Regions from separate parts of the Homo sapiens genome. Here all the other regions are linked to region 3. Evidence: chromatin loops called from intact Hi-C (ENCODE). Cell type or tissue: HCT116. All regions are shown on one strand.

Evidence for each region. Peaks named below come from ENCODE experiments on the same cell type or tissue, not always from the same donor. Only the 100,000 strongest peaks of a DNase experiment are listed, where the experiment ranks them.
Region 1: a loop joins it to region 3, with 12 times the contacts of the local background. A loop is called at or near these places in 6 of 110 quality-filtered maps.
Region 2: a loop joins it to region 3, with 3 times the contacts of the local background. A loop is called at or near these places in 28 of 110 quality-filtered maps.

Annotation. Positions count from the first base shown.
Region 1 is chr4:71,730,462-71,735,461 of GRCh38, reverse strand. No RefSeq gene overlaps it. Among named protein-coding and RNA genes, the nearest start is that of GC, 51 kb to the left of the region's middle. In HCT116, a CTCF peak has its summit at 2,549 (motif pointing left); a DNase peak (open chromatin) is centred at 2,564.
Region 2 is chr4:72,293,795-72,298,794 of GRCh38, reverse strand. It overlaps ADAMTS3 (ADAM metallopeptidase with thrombospondin type 1 motif 3), which reads left to right. Exons shown (of 22, transcript NM_014243.3): 18 at 353-518; 19 at 3,009-3,141. Among named protein-coding and RNA genes, the nearest start is that of NPFFR2, 260 kb to the right of the region's middle. In HCT116, a CTCF peak has its summit at 2,680 (motif pointing left); a DNase peak (open chromatin) is centred at 2,654.
Region 3 is chr4:73,016,573-73,021,572 of GRCh38, reverse strand. No RefSeq gene overlaps it. Among named protein-coding and RNA genes, the nearest start is that of COX18, 51 kb to the left of the region's middle. In HCT116, CTCF peaks have their summits at 1,730 and 1,930 (motif pointing right); a DNase peak (open chromatin) is centred at 1,932; H3K27me3 peaks cover 468 bases.

The sequences.
Region 1 (5,000 bases), 1.3 Mb after region 3:
TCAAGTAAAAAAGTTTCTAACAATGGATTGACTGTCTATGTCTATTCTTTTCAATATCAAAAGTATATGAGTAGATTGCAAAAATTTTCTCCCATTCTGTAGGTTGCCTGTTCACTCTGATGGTAGTTTCTTTTGCTGTGCAGAAGCTCTTTAGTTTAATTAGATCCCATTTGTCAACTTTGGCTTTTGTTGCCATTGCTTTTGCTGTTTCAGACATGAAGTCCTTGCGCATGCCTATGTCCTAAATGGTATTGCCTAGGTTTTCTTCTAGGGTTTTTATGGTTTTAGGTCTCACATATAAGTCTTTAATCCATCTTGAATTAATTTTTGTATAAGGTGTAAGGAAGGGATCCAGTTTCAGCTTTCTACATATGGCTAGTCAGTTTTCCCAGCACCATTTATTAAATAGGGAATCCTTTCCCTATTTCTTGTTTTTCTCAGGTTTGTCAAAGATCAGATGGTTGTAGATATGCGGCATTATTTCTGAGGGCTCTGTTCTGTTCCATGGGTCTATATCTCTGTTTTGGTACCAGTACCATGCTGTTTTGGTTACTGTAGCCTTGTAGTATAGTTTGAAGGCCGGTAGCGTGATGCCTCCAGCTTTGTTCTTTTGGCTTAGGATTGACTTGGTGATGCGGGCTCTTTTTTGGTTCCATATGAACTTTCAAGTAGTTTTTTCCAATTCTGTGAAGAAAGTCATTGGTAGCTTGATGGGTATGGCATTGAATCTATAAATTACCTTGGGCAGTATGGCCATTTTCACGATATTGATTCTTCCTACCCATGAGCATGGAATGTTCTTCCATTTGTTTGTATCCTCTTTTATTTCATTGAGCAGTGGTTTGTAGTTCTCCTTGAAGAGGTCCTTCACATCCCTTGTAAGTTGGATTCCTAGGTATTTTATTCTCTTCGAAGCAATTGTGAATGGGACTTCACTCATGATTTGGCTCTCTGTTTGTCTGTTATTGGTGTATAAGAATGCTTGTGATTTTTGTACATTGATTTTGTATCCTGAGACTTTGCTGAAGTTGCTTATCAGCTTAAGGAGATTTTGGGCTGAGACGATGGGGTTTTCTAGATATACAATCATGTCATCTGCAAACAGGGACAATTTGACTTCCTCTTTTCCTAACTGAATACCCTTTATTTCCTTCTCCTTCCTATTGCCCTGGCCAGAACTTCCAATACTATGTTGAATAGGACTGGAGAGAAAGGGCATCATCCCTGTCTTGTGCCAGTTTTCAAAGGGAATGCTTCCAGTTTTTGCCCATTCAGTATGATATTGGCTGTGGGTTTGTCATACATAGCTGCTTATTATTTTGAGATATGTCCCATCAATACCTAATTTATTGAGAGTTTTTAGCATGAAGGGTTGTTGAATTTTGTCAAAGGCCTTTTCTGCATCTGTTGAGATAATCATATGGTTTTGGTCATTGGTTCTGTTCATATGCTGGATTATGTTTATTGATTTGCGTATGTTGAACCAGACTTGCATCCCAGGGATGAAGCCCATTTGGTCATGGTGGATAAGCTTTTTGATGTGCTGCTGGATTCAGTTTAATGAACTCCAACAAATTTACAAGAAAAAAACAAACAACCCCATCAAAAAGCGGGTGAAGGATATGAACAGACACTTCTCAAAAGAAGACATTTATGCAGCCAAAAGACACATGAAAAAATGCTCATCATCACTGGCCATCAGAGAAATGCAAATCAAAACCACAATGAGATACCATCTCACACCAGTTAGAATGGCAATCATTAAAAAGTCAGGAAACAACAGGTGCTGGAGAGGATGTGGAGAAATAGGAACACTTTTGCACTGTTGGTGGGATTGTAAAATAATTCAATCTTTGTGGAAGTCAGTGTGGCAATTCCTCAGGGATCCAGAACTAGAAATACCATTTGACCCAGCCATCCCATTACTGGGTATATAATATACCCAAAGGATTATAAACCATGCTGCTATAAAGACATATGCACACGTATGTTTATTGTGGCACTATTCACAATAGCAAAGACTTGGAACCAACCCAGATGTCCAACAAAGATAGACTGGATTAAGAAAATGTGGCACATACACACCATGGAATACTATACAGCCATAAAAAAGGATGAGTTCATGTCCTTTGTAGGGACATGGATGAAGCTGGAAACCAACATTCTCAGCAAACTATTGCAAGGACAAAAAACCAAACACCGCATGTTCTCACTCATAGGTGGGAATTGAACGATGAGAACACATGGACACAGGAAGGGGAACATCACACACCGGGGCCTGTTGTGGGGTGGGGGGAGCGGGGAGGGATAGCAGAGATATACCTAATGTTAAATGAGTTACTGGGTGCAGCACAGCAACATGGCGCATGTATACATAGGTAACTAAACTGCACGTTGTGCACATGTACCCTAAAACTTAAAGTATAATAAAAAAAAAGAATAAAGTGAAATGGAGACAAGTGAAAAAAAAACAGTATAAATCTTTGCATGTGTTGTATGCTGCACCATGAAAAGCCTCAAAAGAAATGCCTGTTTCAGATAAAAACCTTTGCTTCCACCTTGTGGATGACATGTTTAAATGCAGATGACTGTGCAAAAATAGATTCTGAAATCAGATCTTAATTAAATTAATACAAAATCATCTGGGATATGCTTACTTTGTGCTACAGCTGTAGAGCAACATGAAAAGCAGTTAACAATTTTATTCTCAGAGATTTTAACAATTATGTCAATTTGGCAACTTTGTACACACAGAACAAATCATCCATCCAAATTTTTCATTTAGTTCCTGAGAATGTTTAAAAATATGAGAAAAAATATCTCTTAAAATAGCACTAGTTTTGGAGTACGAGTGTCTACTCAACATTAAACTCCTGCTAAATTTAAGGAAAGGAAAAAATGTGCAAAACAGATAGTAATACTCATTTTTTATACACTTTACTACTTTTCAAAGGACTTTCCTATCTATTTTCTCATCTAATCTTCATCAAAATCACATGAGGCTGATAACCCAGGTCTATTACATGTAATTTACAGATAGAATAGGTTCAGTGAGATGGACACACTAATAAGGGCACACACAAGCAAACAGCAAAGACTGATTTAACAATAGAGAGCATTTATTGAGAACTTTTCTTAAGTACAACCCTTACTGCTTTGTAACTGAGTCACTTATCTATTGCTTAGTAACATGCCACCCAGAAAAAAACAGCTTAAAACAATAACAATCATTAACTGTGCTCACAAATCTGGGGGTTGAGTGGGCTCAGAGTTTCTCATGCAGTTGCAGCCACACAGTGGCTGCAGCTTGGGCCGGGCCATCTTGAAAGGTTTTCTACTCATGTAGTTTAGCAGTTGGGCTGGAAGAAATCAAACATCTGGGGTCCAGAATAGATGGGCTCCTTGAGCATCTCTCTCTAAGTGGTCTCTTCAGGTGGTTTCTCCACATGGCAGCCTCAGGGCAGCCAGAATTTTCATGTGGTGGCTGAAGAGTCCTAGAGTGAGTTTCCCACAAGACAATGGCAGAAGTTATCCTTTTTAGCCGACCCTCAGAAGTCAGGCAACTTCCTTTCTACCATATTAAATTAATCAAAGAAATCCAAAGACCCATTTAAGTTCAACAAGAGGAGAAATAGACTGCGATTTTTGATAAGTATAGTATCAAATAATTTGCAGATGTTTTAAAATAATCACATATAGATTATCTTCAGTAGTCTCCTTGAGATAGGTACTGCTATTATCTTTATATTATGGATGAGGAAGTTGAGGCACAGCATGGTCAGATAATCTCCCATGGTCAATAGCTAGTAAGTTTCATTGGTAAAATTTAATTCCAGATAGTTTGACCCTGCAACATTACATATATATACAATATTTATATATATATTATTTATTTATTGAGATAGCAAGATGAGATAATTCCCTTGACCCCCTTTGTGGGCAGGAACTGGAGTGGCTCGTTTCACTCAGCCTGCCTCTGGCCACTCCTCGTAAAAGGGAGTGTGCAAACGAGTGGGGGAACCGGAGGTAATGAACGCTGAAACTGGCCAGTCACTCCTGTCTGGCAGGAGCAGGCTCTGTGCAGGCCCCACAGCAGCATCCAAGTGTGTTACAACCAATGCTTTTTCAGCTCTGCCATCCAGGGATGATCAAGTGCCAACCAACTCAGCGGAGGGCCCAGGTGGCAGCCCCTGCCCTCTCAGCACCCAGGTTCTTGTCTGGCCTCCAGGAAGAATCAGGTCATACGAATGGATTGAAGGGTAGTGTAGGCGGGGGATTTTATTGGGTAATGGAAGTGGCTCTCAGCGGGATGGGGAATTCGAAGAAGATGGTGCGGGAAGAAGGTGTTCTTTCCCTGCAGCCTGGCTAAGGGCCAGGCCCCTCTTCGAAGTCGCACATCTGAAGTTAACCACATCTATCTGTAGTTTCCAATGCTCAGTTGCTTCTCTGCTCACCATTCAGCTGCTTGTATTCTCAGCGCTCAGCCACTTGTGTTGCTCTGCCAGCTGAAATCTTTTTATGGGCACAGGATAGGGGTGTGGCAGGCCAAAATGCAACATTTAGGCAGAAAAACAGGGTCAGCTGTTTTCACTTAGGGCCTTGGTTCCAGGTTTAAGGGTGGGGTTTAGCCGGGAGCGCAGCCCATATGTATCAATAGGGTCTCACTCTGTCGCCCAGGATGGGGTCCAGTGAAGTGAACATGGTTCACTGCAGCCTCAATCTTCTGGGCTTAAGCAATCCTCCCAACTCAGCCTCCTTAGTAGCTGGGATTACAGGTACATACCACCTCACTCAGCTAATTTTTTATGTTTTGTAGAGGCAGGGTCCCACTATGTTGCCCAAGCTATTCTCAAATTCCTGGTCTCAAGCAATCCTCCCACCTAACCTCCCAAAGTGCTGGGATTACAGGCTTCAGCCACCGCACCTAGCACACTATATATTCTTAACCTCTATGCATACTCTCTTGATGTTGAAATTGGTAGCTGGATATATACTAACAA
Region 2 (5,000 bases), 720 kb after region 3:
TTAATTATAATTCTTTACACTTAAAAGTTAAAATCCTTTAAAAAGGAGATGATATAATTTAAGGAAACCTACAGTGAACCTTATAAAGTTATTATTTTTATAATACAAACTCTTACTCCTCAGTGTATGTATTTTTTAACACTTTTATGTTAAAAGTTTTATAGATACTTCATCTTTTTCTTAAACAGGGCACATTTGCACTATGGTTTATAGAAATAAAAACATTATAATTTTTGAAACTATTTGAAAGTTTTCAGTTTTAATAAGAGCAATATTCTGAAATATTTGTAATTTTACACTCAAAATTTAAAACCCTCAGGTGATTTACATATTGATTTCATGTGTATGTTAGATTATACCTCAAGAAAATGATACCCGCTCTAGCCTGACATATAAGTACATCATCCATGAAGACTCTGTACCTACAATCAACAGCAACAATGTCATCCAGGAAGAATTAGATACTTTTGAGTGGGCTTTGAAGAGCTGGTCTCAGTGTTCCAAACCCTGTGGTGGAGGTAACCATTGAACACATTTATTATATTAAAATGTAATGCATATAAAAACCAATCTTGCTTCTACCTTTATTGCTGTCTCTAATCGAGGCCACAATCTGAGAAACACCAAACATAACCATCAAAACATCAATACAAAACATTTTTACTGAAATCTCAGAATCACCAAATCATAGGATTCCTTTCATAACAGTGACAGACCTTAAAATCCTCTTGCCCTTTTCTCTCAGGTCCTTTGTCTTGCATTTACTGTAGTGGTACCCTTAATCACTTTATTCTTCCCAAACTCCAAAACTCTCCCAAATTCAGTGTACTCTGGTCCTCATCTTTCTTCTTACCTACTTTTGCTTTCTGTATCTCTCTGCATTTCTACCAGAGTTAATAACAAAAGAGCTATTGGTTACATGACTGTGTAACTGACTATGCTATGTATTTGAAACCAGATACTGTTCTAAATGCTTTATATATCAATGCATGAATACTCACAATGGCCCTACGCAGTTGGTACTGTTGTTATCTCTGTTAAAGTGGTAGCAAAACTGAAGCACACAGAAGATAATTGCCCAGAGCCCATAGGATTCAAACCCAGATAACCTGGCTTCTGAACACATGCTCTCACTCACTGCACTGTGCTGCCTCCGTTCCCTCTCCAGAGTCCATTAAGCTGGATTTAATGTCTCTCAATTTCTCCCATCATCCATTCCTCTAGTTCTAAACAAGTGCTCCATTACCAATTTCCCACCATGGGCAGGAGAAGGCAAGAGGCTGTTACAAAAATGACAGCAAATAATTGAGAACAAAATTTGTATTAGGCAGTGCTTGTGTAAATTATTTATTTTATAATTTTAAGTTCAAGGCTGTATTTCTAAAGTGTTTTCTTGAGGGAAGAATACAATAGTTAAGTATTTTAAATGACATCTCTTTATCCATTACAAGATGCTTATTTAATTTGGACCCTCCCTTCTGCTGTACTCTCAACATTTACTTGGTCATAATATTTGTCAGATATACCTTCTTCATATCTACCACATCTATTCCTTCTTCACCAGACTCCAGTCACCACTTTGGGAGGGACGATTATTGCAATAGCCTTTTAACTAGTCAACTAATATTGATGTTCTTCTCTTCCTTAATTTACAGGGTAATTTTTCTTGAATGCATGCATGAATGAATGGTAAAATTATATTATTTCCCAGATTAAAATCCTTCAGTCTTCTAACATGTTGCCCTGAAGACACAACATCACTTTATGTAGCATTCTTTCTAAAAATGAATCCCTTGAATCTCATCATTAGAACACAGTTAAACAGGCCCAAATTTCGGAACATTTTATAAAACAAATAGTTTTTAAATTTCAAAACTAGTAAATGCCGTAAGACAAAAAGAGGTTCAGTAATTATTTCTGATTGATGGAGGCTGGAGACATAACAGTTAAACGCAACATATGATCCTTGACTGGAAAAGGATTGCCATAAATAACATGATAGGGACAACTGAACATTTTTGAATAGGTCTGTATGTTAGATAATAGCACTATGTCTATGTTAAATGTCCTGATTTTAAGAATTATATTATAGTTATATAAGAGAATGTACTTCTGAAATCTGTGCTGAAGTATTTAGGAGTGAAGGATCAGGATGTCCTCAACTTTCAAATGGTTCAGCAAAATTATATGTATATTTACACACATACACATATATAAAGAAATATAGCAAATGTGACATAGTCACAAAAGATCAATCTAGATGCAAGGTATACAAATATTGTTTTTTCTTACAACTTTTGGATAGGTTTGAATTTTTTCAAATTTATATACATAATTACAAATATAAAAGTTGATGTTTGAGAGACCCTCAGTAACTCCCTATAACCTTCAGGATAATGTCCAGAAACTTGTTAGACACTGAAGGCTTTCAAGATCTGATCCTTCCCTAACTCGTGCACTCTTCACACATGATCCTCTAGCCACATGAAGAAACCGCAGTTTTTCACACGTTATTTCCTTTGCTTGGAGAATAATTCTGCTTCATTTCCATTACCCCATACTATTTGAACTTCAGTATTCTGCTGAAGAAAAGTACTGATCCTCTAAGCTTTCCCCTCCCCTCCAAGTTACAGATCTCTTCCCTCTGTGTTCCTTTGGTGCCCTCTACTGTAAGTTATTTACATAGTTTTCTAAAAGCCTATGTCACTAAGTATTGTCACAGTGGTTTTCGTATCTACCTCTCATGCTAGACTGTGTATATTTAGAGTCTAGTTCTTTAACATGCATGCAGTTGCAATATTTATCAAACGTATTCTCTGAAAAGGTAAAAGTTTTTGTTTATTTAATGTTCTTTGGGACCTTCAGCACCTATTGAAGTGCCGGTTTGTATGCACTCAATACATATTTATTGAATGGATGAATAAATGTATGAATGAGTAAGTGAATAATCAAGTAACTATCAGCATGAAGAAGTGATTAAATCCAAAGAACTTTATTTCCTTTTCCAGGTTTCCAGTACACTAAATATGGATGCCGTAGGAAAAGTGATAATAAAATGGTCCATCGCAGCTTCTGTGAGGCCAACAAAAAGCCGAAACCTATTAGACGAATGTGCAATATTCAAGAGTGTACACATCCACTGTAAGCATCTATTTTAACTATCATATCTGGAGGTCAAAATCAGGACTTCACTGCCTTTAGCTCTTTTTAGTTTTGATTTTATTTTCAGTCAAAGCTCTATATAGACATGGTTTAAATAGTCAAGTCACTTCACAGGAATTATATAAAGCTGCAGTTCTGTGCCTTTCACCACATTCTTGTTCCTCAAAAACAACCACTTTCAACTGTTATATTTATTTTGATATTTGGTAATTACTTGCTTCCATCTAAGTCAAATGTTTTTGCTTCTATTCCTTGACTTTTTTTGGGAGGTGGGTTAGACATTATACATTGAATTTTCACTGTGAAATCTGAAGATTGTATTATTTTATGACCACTCCGCAAATGCACACCCAGAGGCCACACTTTCTCCTTCCCTGCTACTCCCATTACTGACCTAACATACCTTTTACTGATCGCAATATTCAGGGTTTGTATTAACATGTATCTCTCTTAATACCTGAGTCACACAGCATGCATTGATTATTATGGTTTCTTTCTTGTAACGTTTCTTCCAGAATAAATGAATATTTTGATTTTATGTATTTGATCTTCTACTACTTTTCCCTAATTCATTCCCAAACTCTCTTTCTCAGTATCAATCCCCTCAAAATACTAAACATCCAAGTATCCTGTCACTTTAGTCTCCATAGAAATGGAAGAGTCTTAGAGAACAGAGAGTTCTCTGTGTTCCAGCTCCAGCTTGGACTTTTTACCAGCTTTCATCCTAGGGTTTCCTTTCATCATCCTCCTTGGAATTCCTACTACGTTTCTCTTCTCTGGGATTTACTGTTACTCCAAACTATAATATATCATCCCTCAGACTCAAAAATACTGTTCTATTATTATCTACACTCAAGTGTTGCTGTTGAAAAGTCAGTTGCCATTCTGATTCTCAGTTCTTTCTCAATGACCTGTTTTGGTCTCTTTGTCTTTCAAAGTTTGTAGGACCGTCATTTTGTTCCTAGTGTCCTGAAATCCCAGTGATGAAATTGACTTGGTGCTCATTTTTACTCATCGTTGTGCTGTGTACTTATAGAGTTTTTTAATTGAAAAATAAAAATTGTATGTTTTTATGGGGTACGATGTAATGTTTTGATGTATGCATACATTGTGGAATGATTAAACTCAGCTAATTAACCAATCTATCACATCACATACTTATCATTTTTTGTGGTACACACATTTCAAATCTGCTCTCCTAGCAATTTTGAAATATCAGTTTCATAATTATTAACCATAGACACTATGCTGTTCAGTAGATCTCAAAAACATGTTTCTTCTAACTGAAACTTTGTACCCCTTGACCAACATCTTTCCATTACTCCTTCACCCTCACCCAAGCCCCTAATCACCACCATTCTAGTCTCCACTTCTGTGAGTTCCACTTTTATAGATTCCACATATGGAATCTAGAAAACAAGTGAAGGTCACATGGTATTTGTCTTTCTGTGTCTGATTCATTTCACTTAGCATAACTTCCTCCAGTTTCATCTATGTTGTGGCAAATGACACAAACTTTTAAATAAATAAAATGTATATCTTTTATCTCTGGAAGATTTTCTTGTATTTTTTTTGTTTTGAAAAAAATTCTCCCGTGTTCCTCAGTGTTCTTTCTTTCTGGGACATTAGTAGCTTGGATTTTCTCTCCTATTGTCCATTGTTGCACTTGCCGAACCTTTCATTTTTGCTATCATATCATTAATATTCAAGAGATCTATTCAAGTATTTCTTTTTCAAGGCATTTGATTTTTATTTCACAGATGCAATGTATTCTTTTATCTCTTCTGGAATATCAAGGATTCATTTCCTGTTTCTAAGTAATTTCTTTTGAGTTCTTT
Region 3 (5,000 bases):
ATTTAGCATTTTTAAAACTTATGACTAGCAGTTTATGTTTTTAGAAGTGATGAAACAACTGTTTCATGTACATATCAGCATATAATATTTGTGTAATAAGCAGACACAGAAGTCATTCTGTTAGAATTCTAATATCTTTCTCTGGATGCCTATACATAGCAAGTCTGTCCCTCTACCTTTTAGCTCAAGAGTATAAAGAATCTCTACTGTTTTTAGTTTGTCAAGTTTAATTTGATCACTCAAGTGTTTTTTTCCAAGTTGGCATCATGTGGGGTTGGAACCAAGGTGCATGTCCTTGTATTAGGCTAAAAAGCAGTGCTGGAAGGACCTTGAGAGATCAGCAAGTACAGGAATTTTGAGATCTGTGGTTTTCATGATCAATAACATTTCAATCACAAAGAGTCTAATTACATCTTGAATTAAGAGTCACTAAGCAAAGCACACATAAATCACACGGTCTGTAATTAACAGAGCCTGCAGTGAGGCCCTGGTCAACCTGTCTCTGGATTCCAACCTGCTCAGCTCTCCTCTCTCAGTAAGTTTCAGTAGCTCTTCAGTAATTTCATAGACTAAAAATCTGTGGGTCAGTTTAAGGTTGGTGATGTTTTTTACATGGTGAGACATTCAAGCCACCCTTCAAATCCAAACCATCAGTCACACCACCAGTGCTTCATAAAAAGGAATATTTGGCCGGGTGCGGTAGCTCACACCTGTAATCCCAGCACTTTGGGAGGCCGAGGCAGGTGGATCACCTGAGGTCAGGAGTTCAAGACCAGCCTGGCCAACATGATGAAACCCCGTCTCTACTAAAAACACAAAAAATTAGCTGGGCAGGGTGGTGGGCACCTGCAATCCCAGCTACTTGGAAGGCTGAGGCAGGAAAATCTCTTGAACCTCAGAGGCGGAGGTTGCAGTGAGCCGAGGTCACCTGCCATTGCACTCCAGCCTGGGCAACAAGAGTGTAACTCTGTCTCAAACAAAGGAATATTTGAGCACCAAATAGGTAAGAAATATTTAATCTCAGAATCGATGATAATCTTTTAATTTAGTAACTTCACTTTAGGTAAAACTCTATATTGTTCATCTCACCAAGGACAAATGAACTCTCTTAGTTTGCTGGTGTCCCACAAGCAAGGAGCAGAGAACTGAGTTCTTATTGGGTTCGATAGGTAGAAACTATGATAGTTCTAGTTTCTTCTCTCTTTTCAGTTGTTGCTAGTGAAGGATACACACAAAAACTAAGAGGCAGAATGCAATAGGCAGAAAATAGATTATTCCATAATGAAATTTTCAATTCTCCATCAGTATGGCATTTTAATTTTCTGAAAAATCTATTTTGTTTCTGAACCTTATTTAGAAATGTACCAGTAGTTATTCAAGGAAAAGAATAATGTTTACTGCTCCATGGCAGAAATTATGCTCGATGTTTTGCATACTTATTTAATCTTCACTACAACTCAGAAGCAGCCTCAAGGAAAATTAGTTTTTTTGCCTAAGTCTCACAGTGACGAGTGAGGTCCATATGCCTGCTTTCCATACCACTGATTTTCTTGATGTTTTGTTTGTTTTTTTTAGCCCACAACTAACATCATATGATTTTCATGATGTTTAGTATTTTCCTTAGAAATATGTAATAGCATTTTCTTACCATCTGGAATTAACCATATTATTGCCTATATCTACAAATTCTCCTGAGTTCATTTTACCATAGCTGTGGTGAAAGGAGGGGCTTTTTGGAAGCACCAAGCAAGTATTAGTGGAGGGGAAGAAATGGAAAAGAGCTACATTTGCTGGCCGATCAATGTAGGGGTAGTGTAGAAGAATTCAAGCCAATGATAACATTTCTTCTTTTGGAACCATTTCCCATGAAAAAAATAGTTAAAATTCCCCAAGAAACCAATCTTCACTAATATCACCACCAGGGGGCAATCAACACTGTCAGATTGTGGTGGTTCCAAATGCAGTAAAAATACAGCACCACCGGTTTTTTGTAATTATACCTTTTCTCTTTTTCCATTTTTTCTTTCCCAGAATAATGGGTACACTAGGCAGATATTTTGTTCTTTAATGTATCTCGACTTTGAATGCTTTTATAAGATTACATGGAAAATAAATAATTCTTGTATGATGTTTAACCATATATTATGTACGAAGGATTGATTGAACTTGCTAGTAACCGTGACCATTTCCTTTTAGGATAACTTTTCTAGAACCTTCCATGAAGATGATGCTGTAGGATAAATATGCCACTAGAATGCTCCCTGCCTCCCATCTCCAGTTCTCTCATTTTATTCAGTTCTAGTGTATTGTGAATTTCTTTCCCATTAATGAAAATTTTCTGGCCCCTTGGTTTTCAGATAATTTTCTTCTAAACTCTTACATAGGGAATTCCCTCTTACATAGGGAATTTTAGTGTCAATTCCCTATACCCCACTTAGTCCTGTACGACTTAACACCATTCACTTTTCAAGTGTTTCTTTATTTCTTTCACAACCGTAAAAGCTCCAGGGAGGACAATCAATTGAAAACTTTCTCCCCAGGCCACAATAGTCTAGGGTTGAAACTGGGGTCTCGATGACAATAATAAAACATATTTTCAGGTTCTTTCCTCACTCAATTTGTGAGAACTACAGGTCCCCCAGGTTTTTTCAAACTAATTCTGTGAGTCCGCCTTGGTTTTCTTCCATGCGCTGGTCCATCAGTCTGCGTGGCTGTCAGGATGGGTCAGTGCTTCCCTTTGCCCCAGCAGTGAGGCAGGTGGGGCTCCTGCTGGACAGCTGGCTCCTGCCAGTGCTGTCACCACCACCAGGGCTGCCCATCAATCTGGTTCCTCCCCAGCGCCTTCTGCAGAGGTAGCCTCTTCGACCTCACTCCTCAGGCCTCTGCACCGCAAAGGTGATCCAAAAAGGAGAATTATTAATCCTCTCTTGTGCTGTGTTCTATAGCATGACACCATGCAATATGAACTTGTGGTCATAAAATCTTACAGAATTTAGAAAAGTAGGAATTTTACTGTTGTGCACCTTTTATTTATCTTTTCCACCTTACAAACTATGTTTTAAATATTTTCTGATTTACAAAATCATTTCAAAGCCCTCAATGAGAAATTTTATAATACAAAAATGTTTCTCTGTGCCTGTTGTGGTGTAAGTATACGTGTACATGTGTATGCCTATGTGCATGTGTGTACACTTGATCTTAGGCACAAGCCTGAGATTTTGTGCATGTGTCTACACAAGATGTTTTGCTTTTACCAAACAGCATGTTATTGTGTAATTTAAATAATTTATTTGGTAAAAGCCTGTGTCTGCAAAATACAAACTCTTTCTGTTAAACATCCAAATCAAAATGGCTTGGGTACCAATCTGACAAAGAAGCACACAGTGCAGGCTTTTCCCTGGTTTCTTTGTTCCAAGTATCCTGAACACCTACACTCATACCTCAACTAATTCTTGTTGCTCTCCTCTGGCTGCCTTCTCAAACTTGAATGTAGCCCTGAGGGTCACAGGCTGCATCTCTTAACTCCCAGGAGAGTTCAGCCTTGGACTCAGTTACCCCTGGGCACTTTCTTCACTATGATGTCACAGCTGTTAGGGAAGTTCCTAATACCCTGCTTGCTGTTGTCCTTGCTCCTGGTAAAAATATCTATGGATCTGCAATTTGAGGTTTGAAGGAGATATTTCTCAGCATGATGCTTAGTTGAAGTGTCCACAGCAACATTGTCTGGTCCATGTAGACAACTTTTGATTCATGTATTTACTCATTGACTCCCTCATTTTTTCTTTCATTCAGGGAAAATATTCATTGAGTACTACATGCCAGGAACAATGCTAAGAGCTGCACAGAACTTTACTTCATGGTGTCACAGGGCCTGGGTGTGAGGAGCTGAGATAAAACAGGTTCCAGCATTAGATGTATGCTGATCCTGAAACCTGCATTCCCTTCAATGCCTAAGGCCCTGGATCTCAGTTCTGGTGATCGGCAGCCTAGTCTTTCTTATTTGGGTTTCCTTGTGGGACATAACGTTTTTGTTTATGTCTGCTTTGGCTTGGATATATCCACCCTCTCCCACACTAGTGAATCAGACAGATTTTTAAATCTTTAGATTCTCAAAATTATGGGCCATTTCATTTCTTATCAGGAGGCACCATTTACTGTGTATACATTTATATAAGCAGATGGTACTACTCAGCTCCACCAAATAGACCTAAGCTCTAAATGCAACTACTTTGTTGAAAAAGGTGACAATTCTTTTACCTATAGAATCTGAGCCCCCGTTCAGCTGTAATATCCTATAATAACTATGTATATAATTTGGAATTCTTCCCTCCTCCTCCTCGACCCCTTCATATTCTCAAACTTTATATATATAATAAATGCTAGCATATATCATTAAATATTCATTGAAAAAGATCTTTAATACCCACATAATCATCCATTATGTGAATGCACCATAAATTATTTCACCATATTACTGGATAATTTGTTTTTTTAAAATACATTTTTGTTGTTATATGAAATGCTATGATGAGAAATCTTGGATATAAATGTCAGCCTACATTTGATTATTTCTTTAGGAATAATTTCTAGGAGTAGAATTACTGGCTTTTATTAAACATGACTTTTTTTTTACAGCAACTTATGAGAAGCTATTCCACCATATCTTTGTTAACAAAAGTTTTAGCATTTATAATTTTGAAATGATAGATGCATTGTTTTAATTTACACTTTTGTAATTACCATTAAGACTGAACATTTTAGTATGTTTGTTGGGTTTTGTGTTTCTGTTAATTTCAATGCTTTTTATATTTATTTATAATCTTCCTTTATATGATCAACATAATGGCCTTTTGTTATATGTGTGCCAAGATCTTTTTCTTCATTGTGTAGTTTTTCAATTTTGGTTATAATATTTTAGCTATGTACAAACTTAAAACTTTTATGCACTCAAATCTTTTCATGTTTTTCTTTGTTATTTTCTAGCACTATCATTCATATTC